2 separate regions of the Homo sapiens genome follow, and region 2 is linked to region 1. Evidence: read pairs that join two places in POLR2A ChIA-PET (ENCODE). Cell type or tissue: Panc1. All regions are shown on one strand. Links, peaks and the distances in the headings refer to the core of each region. The heading gives the core; the rest is flanking DNA. Region 1 overlaps SBF2 (SET binding factor 2). Region 2 overlaps SBF2 (SET binding factor 2).

Region 1 (2,924 bases), core at 304-2,803:
ATTTCACATTTCCAAATGTGAACTTAATGAGTACCTTATAAACCTCTGTGGTCTTAGTTTTACCATGAGTTGTGAGGGGGGAGGAGAGGAGGAGGTTGTAACCAGCATTTAGCGTCAAGGACCAGGGATATTAAACATCCTGCAGTTTGTGTGATGTTTAGGTGCCAGAAGCATTTTTACCCCCAATACAATTAGCATTCCCACTGGAAAAAAAAAAAAAACTACTGTAGATAAAGTATAAATTTCTAAAACCCAAAGCTCTCTTCCAGTAATGGTGGCCTGTGTAATTCAGAATAATCCTCTTAACAATGACAACTTGAAAAGATACACAAATATAAAGAACATCCGCTAGACCAGGCACAGTGGCTCATGCCTGTAATCCCAGCACTTTAGGAGGCCAAGGCAGGTGGATCACTTTAGGGCAGGTGTTCGAGACCAGCCTGGCCAACACGCTGACACCCCATCTCTACTAAAAATAGAAAACAGTAGCGGAGCATGGTGGCAGGTGCCTGTAGTGCCAGCTACTCAGGAGGCTGAGGCATGAGAATCGCTTGAACCCGGGAGGAGGAGGTTGCAGTGAGCCAAGATCATGCCACTTCACTCCAGCCTGGGCGACAGAGTGAAACCCTGTCCCAAAATAAACAAATAAAATAAAAATAACATCTGCTTGAAGGCATCAGAGCCAGTAAATAATTGCCAAGCCATGATCCAGGAGAAAATGAAGTGAGCCAGACATTTGGGACCATTTTTTCCTAAGGGCCCTTGTTGATTTTGGAAGAAATGGCTGAGAAGCTGATCAGTACTATCGATATCTTATGGGGAAGAGGGAAAATTGGAATTTAAGTTTTACCAAGGTGGATTTTTTTTTTATATAAAGCTCTCATAATTTGAGTTGAGACCATAAAAGGCCACAGCCTGGGAGTGGGTAAATCAGAAGTAGACTGGCTCCCTCGGGAATTACAATACAGCTTGAAATCATTTCAGTTTCTTGAGTTGGATTAAGGTAATTCTTGATGCTACTGTCTATCCATCTCATAGAAGTAAAAGTATATCCTCTCTGAAACAAGATAACTACATTCTAGACCTCCAATTTGTCTATGAATTTTTATATACCTGCCCTGTACTCAATCAAAAATAACCAGAAACGTGAGGACCAAAACTATATGAAAGAAATGCAAAAGAAACCATAGACAATATGAAAGAACCACAGGGGCTCTAGCAAATAGAGTTATCAGATGCAGTTATTAAAATAACTATATTTGAAATAGTGAAGGAAATAAATAGTCAAGACTGAGAATTTGGGAGTGACATTAATCAGATAGAGGAATAGGAAATTCCAGCCCTCCCTCCGTGACAGAAACACTGATTTAACAAAGATTTACTGACAAAAATCCCTGCATGACAATTCCAGATTCTAGTCAAGAAATTACAGTACCTCAGACTTGCACAAAGCAGAGAATAGCAGCATTGAAATGTGTAAATAGAGCAATTTTATGTTACCTGTATCAGCCCCTTCCTCAACTCTCTCAGGCTTGGGGGTACAGGGAGGAGGGAAGAGTGGAGCTTGCATCCCAAATTCTGGCTGTTGAGGAAGCTGCCTAAGGGACTTGTTTCTGTGTTGCCTCTTTGGAAGCACAAGCAGGAGCTGACATAGTTTGGATGTCTGGGGGGCTGAGAACAAAGAAGGGGTTTGGGGAGATGCTTGCTGTGACCTGCACAGCTTGGTGTGATTGGAAGAAGGCACACAACTTGAGGCTTATCAACCTTGGCGAGAAGTGGGAGGAGCATTTTGTGTTGAGACTTCAGAGTGCTTCCCTGAGTACTGGTAAAAATGTGAATGAATTAGACCTCTTATTCATGGCTAATAGGAATATGAAATGGTACCACTATCTTGGAACACAGTTTGACTATTTTAAGTTTAAAAATGTTCATAAAAATATTTGTATATGAATGTTCATAGCCATTTTATTTATGGTAGTGAAAAACTGGAGACAAACTCAGTGTCCACCAGTGGTAAAGGATAATTGATTATGGAAATGGATAAAGCATCTGTGGTATGTTCATACAATGTAATACTACTAAGCTAAATGAAAAATGAATGGCTGATACACGCAACATAGATTAACCTGAAAATAATTATTTTGAATGAAAAATGTCAGAAAAATTATATACGGCATGATTCGGTTTCTCTAAAGTTCTAAAAAATGTGGTCTAATCTATGGTGATGGAAACAGGTCACTGGTTGTTTCATGGATAGGAAGAGCGAGATTACAAAGGGACATGAGGAAACTTTCTGGATGATATTTGTGTATACAGTCTTGATTGTGGTGATGGTTTTATAAGTATGTACATAAGTCAAAATGTATCAGATTCTTAAAAAAAAAGAAAAACATATATTCACACCAAAACTTGTATGTGAATGTTCATAGCAGCATTATTTATAAGAGTCAGAAAGTGGAAGCAATCCAAATGTCATTCAGCTGATGAATGGATAAACAAATTTTGATATATCCGCACAATGGAAAATTATTCAGCCGTAAAATGGAATGAAGTATTGATACGTGCTACAACCTGGGTGAATCTTGGAAACATGCTAAGTAAAAGAAACCAGGCACAAAAACCGTATATTATATGATTGTGTTTATGTGGAATGTCCAAAATAGGCAAACACATAGGGGCAAAACAGATTAGTGATTATAAGGGGCTCGAGGGATAGGGCCGTGAGAAATAACTGCCAGTGGGTGTGGGGTTTCTTTTGAGGAATGAAATTCTTCTGCAATTGGATACTAATGATGCTTGTACAACCTCGTGACTACACTAAAAACCACTGAATTGTATACTTTAAAATGGGGAATTTATGGTATGAGAATTAAGAAAAAATGTTACTGTTAGAGGCTTGTTAAAAGAACTCAGGAGCCATCTTG
Region 2 (2,924 bases), core at 156-2,655, 180 kb before region 1:
TGGACCAGGCTACTTTGTGTGGCACGATGTTCATTATTGGTGCTATTTCACTGCCCTGATGTCACTGGGGAGTACATGAGAGATTCTGACTCATGAGGACAAAGAGACTACCTGGGCCAGACTGCTTGTTACAGTGGAGTCTCTCTTACTGGTGTCCTCTGACTACCCCAGTGTTTCTGGATTGGGGAGGGAATTCTTAAGCCCATAGAAACAAAATGTCTGCCGAGGTTACTTGATACAGCGAGATACCTCTTGCTGGTGCTAGCTGGACACCTCAGTTTCTCTTGGTTGTGTAGGAGAGCCTTAGGCCTGTGATGACAAAGGCTTCCCAGGCCATCCTGCTTATTGTGATGGGGTCTCTCTTGCTGGTGATGCCTACTCACATGGTATCTGCCTTTGGGGAAAGGGAGTCAGGGCCAGGAGTGAAGGAAAGTGCTTTCCCTGGCTGCTTATTATCACTGTGGCTGTCTATCCCCTGCTCATGGTTCTGGGCTTTCCCTGTGTTGTTAGTGGAACTTCTGTTTGATCTGGGAGATGAGTGAGCCTACCTTGGCTGCCTTCTGTTGTTAACCTGGGGATTGGGACATGCTAGGCCTGGGTTGCCTTCTTCTGTTTGGTAGAGATAGGTAAGATGTCCTGCCATTGTGTTGTTCCTCCATTCCGAGGGTTACAAAACAGTTTACTTTCCTCTTACCACCTTTCAGAGTTCTCCTTTGGTTGCCTCCTGTGTTATTTATAGGCTTATACTTAGTGGGGAAGAGCAAGAAAAAATGAGTCTATACCATTGTGTCTGATCAGAGATTCATTAAAGAAAATCCTTTATTGACATATAATTTACATACCGTAAAGTTCATCCTTTTAAAATGTAAAATGCAGTGGTTTTAGTATATTCAAAGAGTTGTGCGACCATTACCACTATTTATTTATTTGTTTATTTATTTTAAACTCAATTTTATTTTAAGTTCTGGGATACATGTGCAGGACGTGTAGGTTTGTTAAATAGGTAAACATGTGCCGTGGTGGTTTGCTGCACCTATCATCCCGTCACCTACATATTAAACCCCACAAGCATTAGCTATTTTACCCTGATACTCTGCCTCCCCCCTCCCACCTCCCCCCAACAGGCCGCGGTGTGTATTGTTCCCCTCCCTATGTCCATGTGTTGTCATTGTTCAGCTTCCACATACAAGTGGGAACATGCGACATCACCACTATTTACTTAAAATGTTTCATCACCCCAAAGAAACCCTATATCCGTTAGCAATCACTCCCTTTACCCCCTTAAGCCCTTGTCAACCATGAATTTACTTCCTGTCTCTTTGAATTTGACTTTTCTGGGCATTTCATATAAATGGACTCATACAATATGTAGCCTTTTGCGTTTGGTTTCTTTCAATTAGCATATGGTTTTCAAGGATTATCCATGATACGTAGCATGTATCAGTACTCCATTCCTTTTTTTTTTTTTGAGATGGAGTGTTGCTCTGTCACCCAGGCTGGAGTGTAGTGGCATGATCTTGGCTCACTGCAACCTCCGCCTCCTGGGTTCACGCCATTCTCCTGCCTCCACGCCATTCTCCTGCCTCAGCCTCCTGAGTAGCTGGGACTACAGGAGCCTGCCACCACACCCAGCTAGTTTTTGTGTTTTTAGTAGAGACGAGGTTTCACCATGTTGGCCAGGATGGTCTCGATCTCTTGACCTCGTGATCTGCCTGCCTTGGCCTCCCAAAGTGCTGGGTAATATTACAGGCGTGAGTCACCACACCCAGCTTTCATTCCTTTTTAAGTTCAAATAATATTCGATTATATAGATATACTCAGCTTTTTTTTTGAAGGATATTTTCTCTGGGTATAAAACGTTTGGTTGATTTTTTTTTTTTTTTTTGCTTTCAGTATTTTAAAGATGTAGCTCCACTGTCTTCTAGCTTGTACTGTTTATAATGAGAAGTCTGCTGTCATTCTTATATTTGTTACTCTGCACAATGTATCTTTTTTCTCCAGCTGTTTTTAGATATTTATCTTTATATCTAAGTAATTTATTATGATATGCCTTTGTGAGTTCTGTGTGTTCTTCGTGTTTGGGATTTGATGAGCTTCTATGATCAGTGTGTTTATAGTTTTCATCAAATTTGGAAAAGTCAAATTTCATTAAATTTGGCCATTATTACTTCAGATATATCTCCATTCCCTCCATTCCATGCTGGGACTCCTGACTCCTGTTACATGCATATTAGGCCACTAGAAGTTGTTGCACAGCTCTGTTTTTGTTTTTTTGTCTTTTTCCCAGTCTGTTTCTCTGTTTCATTTTGGAAGTTTCTATCATATAACAACCATTAACCTTTTTTTCCTTGTAGTGTCTAATTCATTAGCTATATCCAATATATTTTTTACATTTATATTACTGAAAATATGCAACATAATGATAATTTAGAATATCTTTATCTACTAATTAATACCTACATCATTTTGGAGTCTATTTCAGTTGATTGATTTTTGTCCTCCTTGTGGCCCATACTTTTCTGCTTCTTTTCATGCCTAGTGATTTTTGTTTGCATGTTAGAGTTGTGAATTTTACTCTCTTGATTGCTGGATATTTCTGTGTTCCTGTAAATATTCTTGAACTTCGTTCTGAGATGTAATTAAGTCACTTGGAAATAGTTTGATCTTTTTGAGGCTCGTTTCCCAGCTTTGTTAGGTAGATCTACAGCAACATTTTATCTAGGGTTAATTTTTCACACTGAGGCAATAATACCCTCTGGGTTCTCTGCCTGATGCCTAGTGAATTATGCAAGTTTTTTCGTTTTTTCCTCTTGGCTGTTGGGAACAAAAACAGTCCCTGGCCTTGTGTGATTTCTAGGGATTGTCCTTTCTGTTCCTTTCGTGTGCTTCATTCAGCCTTCTGCAGGTCTCTGAACTTCTTTCTC

What was found. Peaks named below come from ENCODE experiments on the same cell type or tissue, not always from the same donor. Only the 100,000 strongest peaks of a DNase experiment are listed, where the experiment ranks them.
Region 2: POLR2A ChIA-PET joins it to region 1 with 7 read pairs; 2 of 35 experiments call an interaction of 5 or more read pairs at or near these places.

What each region holds. Positions count from the first base shown.
Region 1 is chr11:10,023,328-10,026,251 of GRCh38, reverse strand. All of the region lies in intron 6 of SBF2 (SET binding factor 2), which reads left to right. Among named protein-coding and RNA genes, the nearest start is that of LINC02709, 270 kb to the right of the region's middle. In Panc1, for the core only: no CTCF peak of the experiment used is centred there; no DNase peak of the experiment used is centred there.
Region 2 is chr11:10,203,202-10,206,125 of GRCh38, reverse strand. All of the region lies in intron 1 of SBF2 (SET binding factor 2), which reads left to right. Among named protein-coding and RNA genes, the nearest start is that of SBF2, 90 kb to the left of the region's middle. In Panc1, for the core only: no CTCF peak of the experiment used is centred there; no DNase peak of the experiment used is centred there; H3K27ac peaks cover 692 bases.